Regions from separate parts of the Homo sapiens genome. Here region 2 is linked to region 1. The links are chromatin contacts, found by Hi-C or POLR2A ChIA-PET in ENCODE. All regions are on one chromosome and are shown on one strand. Each heading gives the region's core, a stretch centred on a gene start or an enhancer-like site at or near the end of the contact. The rest is flanking DNA. Distances are from core to core; before and after follow the strand shown.

The links. Hi-C counts contacts between places; a loop is a spot of excess contacts on that map. ChIA-PET counts read pairs that join two places held with the same protein, here RNA polymerase II (POLR2A). Pooled maps may share reads with other maps.
Region 2: POLR2A ChIA-PET joins it to region 1 with 15 read pairs in BJ. The contact joins the promoter of SLC38A11 here to the enhancer-like site in region 1. A Hi-C loop is called at or near these places in 2 of 168 maps with a recorded cell type or tissue (Calu3 and IMR-90) and 1 of 50 pooled maps. POLR2A ChIA-PET finds 5 or more read pairs at or near these places in 2 of 52 experiments (BJ and OCI-LY7).

The regions. Positions count from the first base shown.
Region 1 is chr2:164,917,743-164,923,968 of GRCh38, reverse strand. The region is part of intron 7 of SLC38A11 (solute carrier family 38 member 11); the gene reads left to right. Among named protein-coding and RNA genes, the nearest start is that of SLC38A11, 35 kb to the left of the region's middle. Within about 2 kb of position 3,373, at least 2 of the 41 ENCODE cell types and tissues checked have a DNase peak (open chromatin) inside an H3K27ac peak, as active enhancers do.
Region 2 is chr2:164,954,136-164,961,130 of GRCh38, reverse strand. It overlaps SLC38A11 (solute carrier family 38 member 11), which reads left to right and starts at 5,606. Exons shown (of 12, transcript NM_001351537.2): 1 at 5,606-5,922; 2 at 6,386-6,500. The coding sequence starts at 5,884.

The sequences.
Region 1 (6,226 bases), core at 2,124-4,623:
GTACCCAGTAACGGGACTCCTTGGTTGAATGGTAGTTCTGTTTTAATTTATTTGAAATATCTCCAAACTGCTTTCCACAGTGGCTGCACTAATTCACATTCCCACCAATAGTGTATAAGTGTTCCCTTTTCTCCACAGCCCCACTAACATTTGTTTTTTTTTTTTATTTTTCAAGACAGGGTCTTGCTCTCTCATCCAGGCTGGAGTGCAGTGGTGCAATCATGGCTCACTGCAACTTTGACCTTCTAGGCTCAAGCAATCCTCCTACCTCAGCCTCCTAAGTAACTGGGACTACAGGTGTGCACCACCACGCGTGGCTAATTTTTTTTTTATTTTGTAGAGATGGGGTCCCAGTTACGTTGCCCAGGCTGGAAGCATCTGTTTTTTGTTTGTTGTTTGTTTTTACTTTTTAATTATCGCTATTTCTACTAGTGTGAGATGGTATCTCATTGTGGTTTTGATTTGCATTTCTCTGATAATTAGTAATGTTGAGCATTTCTTCATATGTTCATTGGCTATTTGTTTGTCTTCTTCTTTTGGGAAATGTCTGTTCATATCCTTTGCCCACCTTTTAATGGAGTTATTTGGTTTTTGCTTGTCAAATTAAGTTCCTTACAGATTCTGGATATTGGAACTTTGTCATATACAGAGTTTGTAAATATCTTCTCCCATTCTGTAGGTTGTCTGTTTATTCTGTTGATAGTTTCTTTTGCTGTGCTGAAGCTTTTTAGTTTAATTAGGTCCCACTTGTCAGTCTTTGTTTTTGTTGTGATTGCTTTTGAGGCCTTAGCCATAAATTCCTCGCCAAGGCCAATGTCGGGAAGGGTATTTCCTAGGTTTTCTCTAGGATTTTTATAGTTTGAGGTCTTACATTTAAATCTCTAATCCATCTCAAGTTAGTTTTTGTATATGGAAAAAGGTAGGGGTCTAGTTTCATTCTTCTGCATATGGTTAGCCAGTTATCTCAGCACCACTTATTGGCTAGGGAATCCTCTCCCCATTGCTTATTTTTGTCGACTTTGTCAAAGACCAGATGGTTGTAGGTGTGTGGCTTTATTTCTGGATTCTCTATTCTGTTCCATTGGTCTATGTGTCTGTTTGTGTACTAGTATGATGCTTCTTTGGTTACTGTAGCCTCATAATATAGTTTGAAGTCAGATAATGTGATGCCTCTGGCTTTGTTCTTTTTATTCAGGGTTGTTTTAGCTAATGGGGCTTTTCTCATTCCATACGAATTTCATAATAGTTTTTTTCTAAATTTAAAAAATGATGTTGGATAGGAATAGTGTTGAATCTGTAGATTGCTTTGGGTAGTATAGTTCTTTTAATGATATTGATTCTTCCAATCCGCAAGCGAAGACTGCTTTTCCCATTTGTGTGGGTGTGCGTTTTTAAATGAATCAGTTTTAATGTTCAGAGTGATTCCTAAGAAGGATTCTCCTGAGCAGCTTTATATATTAATGTAAACCAAGGTTTTGTCTATAGAACAGAATCAGAATACAAGTGAGCTGAGAGTGAGGAAGTGACAGAGCCTTCAGTGGATGCAGGAGCTGGGGGAAGAGGTCAGATCTGCTTGTCATTAATAGCTTGTGGTGTGACAGGCAACATGGAGCCTTTGTTTTGTGTCATCCAAAGCACTCAACTCCCGGATGTGTCTGACTAAAAACATGAGGCTCTTACAACAAAAATGCAGACTCTGCCGGAATTGTATATTTGAAAGTGCTTCTGTTTAGCTGAAAGAGTTTGGGCGGGTATCATAGAGAGGCATGATGTTTTTTGATTCTCCTGATCCAGAGGTTTAAGTTCTGAGGCTCCTTTTTATCAGTCTATAGAGACTGGAGCTCCCTTTGATGGGACTTGCTTTCTTCTACATTGCCTTATTGTTATTCACCTGTTATAAAGATAAGAGTTTGTCTTTCAAACCAGGATAAAATTTCAGAATGCAAGAATCCAAACTGAGACAATATTACAAAATGAATTTAACTCCCCAAAGCTCTCCATCTCCAACCACAACCCCCATAAACACAAACGATTTATTAAAAATATATAATGAAGCATTTGTTTAGATTTTCCAGGGTAAGGGAAGTAATTAATTGTAAAAGTGTTTGCTGTTCTAAGGCTACAAACTGCTATAAGCCAGTCCCTATTTTTGGTAGTACTAAAATATTTTGAAACACGAATCATTGCTGTTAAAATGATCTAAATTTTACAGTAACCATTATTTGCCTAGATCTTTTTAAAGCTTCCTAAGGTATTGTAAGGAATACTGCTTCTTTTCAATGTTACTTTTATGTGCATTTATTCAACGTGTTTATTTTTCTCAAAAGAATACATTCACAGGCCAGGTGAGGTGGATCACACTTGTAATCTCAGCACTGTGGGAGGCCAAAGCAGGAGGATCCCTTAGACCAGTGGTTCAAGACCAGCCTAGACAACATAGCAAGACCCCCACCTCTACAAAAAAAAAAAAAATTAAAAATATAGCCAAGTGTGGTGGCATGTACCTATAGTCCAGCTTACTTGGGAGGCAGAGGCTGGAGGACCTCTTGAGGCCAGGAGTTTGAGGCTGCAGTGAGCTATGATCACACCACTGCCTGGGGTTACAGTGAGACCCTGTCTCACAAATAAAATAAAGTAAAATAAAATAAAATTTATTAACTTGATTTTATGAAATCAAAGATTACAAATGGCTTTTAATGAAATAGAGTAGCCTCCTACCAAAACCTTTTTTATTTCAACCCTTTAAGCCTTATCTCTTGGCATTCACATCTCTATTTCTAAGTAATATGAGTCTAAGTGCCTTTTTTGGTGTCTCACTGTTATCTTCTCTTACAGTAGATGAAGATTTAGCTCTCTCAAGCTATCTTTCCTCTTCTTAAATACATGGAGAATACCACAACTTTTAAAATTAAGTTTATGTTTCTCTTCTTGTACACTTTTCCTTTTTTTTTTCTCTACAATTACCACTTGATTTCAGTTTTGTGTTTATCTGGATGTCCAGTTTAGCTTTTGAATTTGATCATTTTTGTTACTTCTTTTCCAGATGCTCAAACATATAATCTATAATTTTATTATTTTTCCTGAACACATCCATCCCAGAGCCTTCAGCTCTGCCCTCCATTCTAGACAGATTGCTTTCTCACTTTGCTCCCCCATGATCATCCTAGGACTTCCTTTTACCTCCTTTTTGTGTTGTATACCCTCTATCCATGATCCCAGATCTTCCGTTTTCTTTCCTTTCTCCTTTTGTTGGAGCATTCTCGGTAGCTTTCTGGTATCTCTGAGTCCTGCACACACAGGGGTTTTGTAAAGTGAATCACCTCTTTCTCATCATGAGCTCCCTCTACATGGTTGCAACATCTTCTACTCTCAATAGTCATCACAGAAGTATCCAGTTTCGTTTTCATAGAGTGTCTTCTCCTCGGATATCTCTTCTCCCACTATCCTCTCCCTCATGAATTTATTCCTCTTTTAAATTTCTTTAGTAGCATTTTAGTGGGGTCTTAGAAAAAAGAAAAGATAAACTTATGTGGCCCATCTACACATGTTTAATTGGGTGTCCAAGTTTAACTTTTGATTATTAATTTGCATGGGGGTTTAAGTTAAAATTCAAACATTTTATTTAAAATATATTTTCTGCCTTAGGAAAGTTATTTCTTTCTTCCTTCCTTTCTTTTTTTTTTTTTTTTTAACGGAGTCTTGCTCTGTCACCCAGGCTGGAGTGGAGTGCAGTGGGGCACAATCTCTGCTCACTGCAACCTCCACCCCCCAGGTTCAAGTGATTCTCCTGCCTCAGTCTCTTGAGTAGCTGGGATTACAGGCCCACGCCACCACACCCGGCTAATTTTTGTATTTTTAGTACAGACGGGGTTTCACCATGTTGGTCAGGCTGATCTCGAACTCCTGACCTTGTGACCCACCTCCCTCAGTCTCTCAAAGTGCTGGGATTACGGACGTGAGCACCACGCCTGGTCTATGGAAGTTATTTCATTTGGGCAGGGGGCGTACACTAGGCTGTAAATAGAATACCTTGCAAGGTTATATCTTGGAACATACACCCTATAGATAAGGGGGGAGTACTGTGTATATACTGTATACTATTTCTTGATCATGGCCCTCTGTATTCACAGCTTCTGCATGTGCAGACACAACCAACTGTGGACAGAAATATTGGAAAAAAATTAAAAATAACAATATGACAATAATGATACAAATTTTAAAATACAGTATGACTACTATTTATATAGAATTTACATTGTATTAGATATTGTAAGCAATCTAGAGATAATTTAAATTATATAAAAGTATGTGCTTAAGTTATATGCAAGTATTAAACCATTTTATATCAGGGACTTGAGCATCCATGGCTTTTGATATCCAATGGAGGGTCCTGGAACCAATCCCTCCCACATACCAAGGGACAACTGTGTATGCATGACCAATGTCATCTTCCAGCTTTTAGCTTACCTTTGTATTTTTAAATGTGTATATAAATAATTTTATCATATGGATGTTTTATATTTACCTTCCATTGATTTTATTGTTTATCTTTATTATAACTTTAATATTATGGGGTTTTTTTGAGTTTTAAATTTCTTTTCCTCCTTCAATATTTTATTTATTTTATTTTATTCATTTTGAGGCAGGGTCGTACTCTATTGACCAAGCTAGAGTGCAATGGGGTGATCATGGCTCACTGCAGCCTCAACCTTCCAAGCTCAAGTGATTCTCCCATCACAGCTTCTCGAGTAGTTGGGTGTATAGGCACACACCATCATGCCTGGCTAATGTTTTTATTTTTTGTAGAGCCTGGATCTCCCTGTGTTGCCCAGGCCAGTCTTGAACTCAAAGCAATCCTTCTGCCTCGGCCTCCCAAAGTGCAGGGATTTCAGGCGTGAACCATCATGCCCAGCCTCAATATTGTATTTTATTCTTTGATTTCTTTTTTTCTGTATTTTATTATTTGAATTTAAAAATTAATTTGGGGTAAATTGATGTTTATATGATATTGAGTCTTCCCATTTGTGTGTATGGATATGGTATATTTCTCCATTTATTTGTGTCTTTCAATAAAAGTTTAACATGACGTTAAAATCATGCACATCTTTTAAAGTATTTAGTGTTTTTGTTGTCACTGCCACTTAAAAAAACATTTTAATTGGTCATTGTTTGTGTACATCAGCCCACTTGATGTTTTCTGTGTATTGAACTTGTATCCAGTAACCTTGCTGAATACTCTTATTTTCCATATGCATAAATTTTCCATATGTGTAATTATGTTGTGTACAAATAATTTACACAATCTTTTCAATGATTACACATCACTTATTTTATTGAATCAGCTAGGAATATCAATAATATATTCAGGATGCAGTGATATTGAACATCCTATCTGGTTTCATCCCTTAAGTAGAGTATTTCTAACTTTTCACTTTTAAATATGCCATTTGCTATAGGATTTGGTGGACATTCCTTATCCAGTAAAGGAAGTTCTATTTTATTATTAGTTTGCTCACCATGTTTTTCAAAATAAATACTGAGTTGTATGCTTTTCTATATATTTTGAAATGGTCATAAGCTTCTTTCCTTCATTAATCTGTTAATGTGGTAAATTACACCAATATCTATTAATATAACAGCTATTAATAAATATTGATTATATTAATATTTTGTTATTAAACTCCCCTTGCATTTATTGAAAAAATATTCGTAGTCATAATTCCTTATCTTATAAATTGCTTGATGGCATTTGATTTCATATTTCAGCATTTACAGTTTAAAGTCAAAAGGTCTATAACTTTATGTTTCCATCCAGGTTGAGTATCAAAGTTTCAGCAATCTCATAAAATATACCCGAGAACTTTCTTCTCTCTCTTTTTTTTTTTTCCTGTACAACTGATTGTATCTGGAACTCAATCCTAGGCTATTTTATAAATGATTGGAAAGCCATATTCAATATCTGTTTCCTTCTCTTTCCCTAGATTTAGACATATGCATTTTCCTATCTGTAACATCTTTTTTGGCACTTTCCATCTTATAAAATCATCATCATTATGATGAACAGAGAAAATCCAAAATTATCTCTAGGTATTGTTTCACACTCCGGGAATATACCCAAGGAACCATATGGACCCAGGGAAAAAATTTAAATGGAAGAGAAAAAATGAAAATGAAACTTCTACATTTTATTACTAATATAAGATTTAAAAAGTAGGACACCACCACA
Region 2 (6,995 bases), core at 4,357-6,856, 35 kb before region 1:
GCCAATTAACCTCTTTTCTTTATAAATTACCCAGTCTCAGGTATTTCTTTATAGCAATGCAAGAATGGATTAATACAATGCTACTTATGATTACATTGGGACAGGAAGCCTAAATGACAACTATCTTGGGCAAACCAGGGCTTACTCACATGCTAATACTTACCTTATTGCTCAGTGTCCCATCCACTCTGACTCCTAACCAGAAATGTCACCGTAGCAGACTTACAGAATTCTAATAATTACAGTTAGAAAACATGAAAATACCTTAATTATGCAATAGTAATAATAATAATATGGTAGCACACAAATAATGTATTATTTCATGAGTAATATACAGAGCACATAAAATAATTACAAAAATGATGTTTAAGGTGATGAATCCTAAAAAAAGATATATTTTGATTATTTAGTTGAACATATTAGAGAAGACTTCCCAACAAAGATTGAGACATCTACCTCTGGAAAATTTAAAAAGAGAGAAAGTAAGGTTTAGCTTGTTTGAAACTCTAAATATTGGTGCTCTGTTTGTTACAGCAATGAAGCCAATAACCGAATACTGTGGAGAATGTCACGCATCCAGTTTTTCACAAAAAACAAAAGTACTCCTCTTAGACTCATTTCTAAGGTGGAGGAAAAAGTCACTCTTTCCCAGAGATATGTATTGAAAATTATTATATCTAGTCTCATCCAAATTTGGACTTCAATAATATCAGAAAGGAGTCAGATTACACATCAGGAAGAGCTTTCTAAATTTGAATTTCTGCCAAGATAGAGCCTTCTTTTATTATTTCTAAGAGAGCTGGGTAACCTTGGAAGTCACCTCGCCTGGACTGTAACCAAATAATAATGAAACATAATAATTCTACAAAGGCTTAGCGTATGATCTACATAATTATATAATTTGATAAAAAGCTCAAATTAGGGCTCTCTATATTTGTGAAAGTCCAGTTCCCATAGCCTCTGTCTGGGGCTAAGACAGACTCAATAAAACTATTTTTGCACATGTGAATATGCACTTCAACAAACTAAATACTGTATAATCTGACTAAACTGTAGGGTTCTAAAATGTTAACTTTATTTACCTCTGCATGGGAGGATTGTCAGTGATTTTATGTCTGTCTCTTTCTTTGTTGAGTTTTCTCGTTGAGAATACAATATTTTGAAATTATATTAAATATTTATGAAATTAAGAAAACATTCTTTAAAGAAGATCATCAAAAATATGTATAGGATGAGCCTATATCAGTTATCTATTGGTGTAAAACAAATAATGCCAAAACCTAGTGGCCTAAAAAAATAAATTATTATCTCACACTTGTGTGGGCCAAGGCTTTGGGAGCAGTTTGGTTAAGGGGTCCTTGCTAGGGTCTTTTCTGTTTTGAGACAGAGTCTCACTCCGTCACCCAGGGTGGAGTACAGTGGCATGATCTCGGCTCACTGCAACCTCTGCCTCCTGGGTTCAGGGGATTCTCCTGCCTCAACCTCCCGAGTAGCTGGGACTACAGGCGTATGCCACCGCACCCAGTTAATGTTTTGTATTTTCAGTAGAGATGGGTTTTCACCATGTTGGCTAGGCTAATCTTGAACTCCTGACCTCAGCTGACCCACCTGCCTCAGCCTCTCAAAGTGCTGGGATTACAGGCATGAGCCACCACACCCGGCCATTGCTACGGTCTTTTATGAGGTTGCAGTTAGGATGCTGACAGGGGCTGCAGTCATATGAAAACTTGATTGGGGCTGGAGGATCCCCTTTTAGTATAACTCACTCACTTGGTATTGGGAAGAGGCTTTACTTTCTCACCATGTGGGCCTTTCTCCATAGGTGGTTTCAATTTCCTCATGACATAGCCAGTTGCTTTCTCCCAGAGTGAGTGGTCTGAAAGAGAACAAGGCAGAATTCACAATGAATTTCATGACTTAGTATCAGAATGTACACACATCACTTCTGTCATATGCTGTTCATTTGAAGCAAGTCACTAAGTCATACCTGCACTCAAAGGAAAGGGAATTAAGCTCCACTTCTTGAAGAGAGGATGTCAGAAAATTTGTGGATATATTTTAAGACCACCACGGAGCCTATATCCACAAAAAGAAAAAAGAACAACACATACATACAGAGACACATATAATATTAGGCTGGTGCAAAATATTAGGTTTTGCCATTACTTTAATGGCAAAAACTGCAATTACTTTTGTACCAACCTGATATATTGAAAAAAATCTTTAAAATAATCACTGGGAGTGGAAATAACTGAACATTTTAAATTTCTCCTTTTTATTTTATTTTCTACTTTAAAAAAAAACAAACATTTTTCTTTTGTAATTAAACAAAAAGGAAAGGTTTTGGCAGAGATTTGTGGTCAATGTGGTGGTGAAAATAATTTTATTAATCAATAGATCAACTTGGTCAGATTTGATATCTTTAGAATATTTTTTCTGATTCATGAATAAGGTATATCTCTCAATTTATTTAGGCCTTCTTTAATGTATCTTGATTGTTATATTTTTCTTTGAAGAGATTGTGTACATTTTTCTCTTTGGTTGGATTTATTCCTTAGTATTAGATATTCTCTGACACTATTATATATTTTTTAATTACAATATCTAGTTGTTTGCTGTTGCTGTAGAGAAATTAATATATTTTTAGTCTAATCTTATACTAATCAGCTCTCTAAACTCTCTATTTCTAATTTTTTTCTCTTAGATTATTTTGGATTTTTCTATATAAACAATTTTATCATCTAAAAATGATGACAGTTTTATTTTTAGCTTTCCAATTCTCATACCTCTGATTTCTCTTTTATTTCTTATTACTTTAGGAACTCCAATATCAAGTTAAATAAAAGTCACAATCATTGATTTTTTTCACTTCTGATTAAATGGGAATGCTTCCAAAACTTCCCCATAACGAAAATACTTTGCTATAGTTTATCACTATCAGGAAGTTGTATTATATTTTTGATTTACAAAGTTTTTTTAAAATCAAGAATTCAACATTATCAAGTGTTTTTCCTGAATATAGTGAAATAATAACATGGCTTTTTCTTACCTGCTAATGTTGGAAATTATATTTATAAACTTTTTGTTAACTAAGCCATCCTTTCATAGTTGGACTATATTCAACTTTTTTATGATATTGTTAACTTTTCGTGAACAGACAGATTCAATTTGCTAATATTTTCCTTGGAATTTTTGCATATATATATTTTTGAGTAAAATAGGGTTATAATTTTTCCTTCTCAATGCACTTGTATCAGGATTAAGATTACTAATATTAAAACTGTAACTTCACAGAATTAAAAAAAAATTTGAAAGAGAGAAGATGGGAGAAGATATGTACAAAACATATAACTGACACAGGGTTGCCACCCCAAATATATAAATTATGCTTACAAATCAATAGAAAAAATTCACAACCAAAATCAAAAGAGCAAAAAAAAATGAAATTCACAAACAGAACAATGGAAATATTTAATTACTATATAAAAGATCTTCCACCTCAATGTAAATTAGGATAAAATACAAATCTATACAATAATTATACACCACTTAAAAATCCAGCAGAACAATTAAACTTAAAAAATAGATTAAGTAAGTCCTGGTGTTACAGACAATGTAGAAAAACAAGAATTTCACCTCTGTTGGTAGAAGTGAAATTCATGTTATCAATTTGCAAAGCAATTCAAAAATATTTAATGAAGGCCAGGCACAGTGGCTCACACCTGTAATCCCAGCACTTTGGGAGGCCGAGGAGGGTGGATCACCTGAGGTCAGGAGTTCAAGACCAGCCTGGCCAACATGGTGAAACCCCATCTCTACTAAAAATACAAAAACTTAGCCGGGCGTGGTGGCAGGCACCTGTATTCCCAGCTACTCCTGAGGCTGAGGCAAGAGAATCATTTGAACCCAGGAGGCAGAAGTTACAGTAAGCCCAGGTCACACCATTGCACTCCAGCCTGGGCAACAAAAGCGAAACTCCATCTCAATAATAATAATAATGATAATGAAGTTGAAAGTGTGCATGACCTACTACCTAACACTTCTACATCTAGAGAAATTGTCACTTTTATGCTCTGGAAGAGTGTAAAACGAGAAACAACCTTAATATCTTTCAGTAGGGGAAGGCTGACTTAACTGTTAGATAAAATGAAAAAAAAATCTGCATATATCTACATCATACATGCTGAAAACAAAAATGCCAGTGGAAAAATAACATGTACAATATGGCACCATCTTTGTAAATGTTGAAAATACAAAAGCCAATGTTATATATTGTTTATGGCTATAAATGAACGGATTAAAATACAAAGTATGAATAGCAAAGATAACACTAACTTGATGAACCGATGACTCCAGGGCTGAAGGCCTGGGGAAAGGAATGGAGAAGGTCAAGGGGGTTCCTATTGTGACATTGTGTTTACTTTTACAATTTGAAGAAAATATGACAGCATGTTAACATTTGATGGCAGAGTGTATATAAAGTTTATAAGTCTTTTGTTTTCCCACGGTTTTTAATTTTTTTTCTTAATTATAAGTAAACATGTATGAAACAGAACCTCTTTAATTAGGTACAGTTGGCCTCTATATCCCCACTTCTGCATCCATGCATTAAACCAATCCCAGATCAAAAATGTAGTTAGGGCTAGGATGGATGTGTCTATACTGAACACATATGGACTTTTTTCTTATTTCCTAAACAATACAGTATAACAACAAGTAAATAGCATTTACATTGTATTAGGTATTATAAATAATCTAGAGATGATTTAAAGTATGCTGGAGGATGTGCCTAGGTTACATGTAAATACCATGCTGTTTACTATCAAGGACCTGAGCATTCCTGGATTTCAGTATCTGCAGGGGTTCCAGAACCAATCCCCTATGGATATCAAGGGAAGGCAGAATTTGTTAAGTATGATGGCATATCACCGCTCTTATTGCCCCTGAAACTGTTGTCTCATGCATTCTGTCTCTGATATTGAATACTCTCTGGGCTTGTTGCTTCATCTGTAATGTAAGAGGACTGAATAGGTGGTCATTGAAGATTCTTTCTAGCTCAGGCACTGTAGGTGCCACCCCTTTCCCAAACCCTTGTACTCCTCTTTCCCTTTTCAAGGTTCATTACCTGAATGCAGTAACAATCCACCTTCATTTTCTCTATCGCTCCTTTTTCTAAAAGTTACCAGGAAGCGTTTGACCAAAGCATGCTCAGTAGTCAAGTTTGCTAAAACCCTAGGAAAGTTTTTTGTTTTGCTATTCATTTTCTTATGAGTCTTTCCATTTCCATTTACAATAAAAGTCCCAAATTTTCACTCGTCGTCTCTGCCATTGAAGAGGGGTAGCGAGGAGGAGGTGCTAATAGGGAAGATGGCCCATGGGCCCAAGGGTGCTTCTGCGTTCTTACCTGGGCTTCAGACCCCAGCAAAGGAGAAGCTAACTTAGGAACGGACTGCAACGAGGCGGTCATAACTCTGTGAGATCGGGGCAGGGCAGCGTGGGTGGAACAAGTTGTCCTCTGCAGCTCCAGGGAAGAGTAGCTCTCCCTGTTCTCTCAGGGAGGCGGGGGTGTGAAGGGGGGAGGCGGGGAGACAGGGCTGCCCGGATCAGAAACATCCTGCAGCATCTCCGTCTCCGGAGGAAAAATACATTTGTCTGGGCGAACTCCGGTGGAAAAGCGCCCCAGGCTGCCACAGCCTAGAGATCTTGGGGCTGCAGCCCTCGCGGCCTGCCGAGGGAGCAGGGGGCGCCCGTGGAACTGGCTCCCTGCAGCTCTGCGGCTACACGCGGACCTCGGCTGTGTGCGAGGTGGCGGAGGAGGCTGGCCGGGTGCGAATCCGTACCCAGCCCCAGCATCTTCCACCTGCTGAGGACCACCGCTCAGCCATGGGCTACCAGAGGCAGGAGCCTGTCATCCCGCCGCAGGTAAAACTAGCGACTAGGCAGGTTCTGAAGCCAGTTGTCCGGAAATTTCATTCACCTTGCAACAGGTCAGGTCACCTACCTTCACCTGGGCTCTTGGTTTAGCACCGCGAAAAGTTCTCTGGGACAAAAAGTTTTGCCTTAATCTGACTTTTTTTTTTTTTTTTCTTAGCAGGCACTTTAATTTCACAAAATCACATCACTGAATTCCTAACAGATCCTGTACTTAGCAGCTGGGGCAGCTGTAATCTGGAAATTTTAGGATGGAGTTTGCTTACCAAGCTCTGTTGAATTACTAGCTGTTATTGTTATTCTTTATTACTGTTATCCCGGCATTTATTTTATTTTCATTAGTGACATTACTTATTATTACTAGAAAATCGTGTTAGTATCCTGCATTACATATTTGTTACTTTTCTAATTTTCTGAACTAGTATTTGCTTATAATTGCTATTTTATCTATTAGAGAGATTTAGATGACAGAGAAACCCTTGTTTCTGAACATGAGTATAAAGAGAAAACCTGTCAGTCTGCTGCTCTTTTTAATGTTGTCAACTCGATTATAGGATCTGGTATAATAGGTAAGTGTATTTGCTTTGGTTTAAATTTTAAGTGAAAGGGCAAAATTTAAGACTCGCTACGCTGCTAGTGTTCATTAATTATTTTTAAAGAAAAAAAGACTTAAATAAGAAAATTGGTAATTTTCTTCCATAAAAGGCTTCCTTTTTTTCTAGTGTAACAGTATGTATGCATGTCTTTTATGCTGAAGATGGGGCTGTAATTCACACTGTTTCCACAGTTGAGAGCATCTTCCACATGTGGTAGATTAAGGTGAAACTGCATATGGGTGGTGGTGAATCATTTTTCTGTAGGCTGCGTGGTTGATTGCTAGTGTTACCGAATGTACTTTTTCCACTTACTGAAGGGTCCATCATTATTTGAATCATCTTTCTTTAACTTTCTAGAAGTATAAAACTTCCAGATATTTGTAAATGTTGGAGGTGAAAAGTTTAATATGAAAACATACCAATCTTATGAAAAATTAAATTCATACATTCTTTACCTATCTATACAGT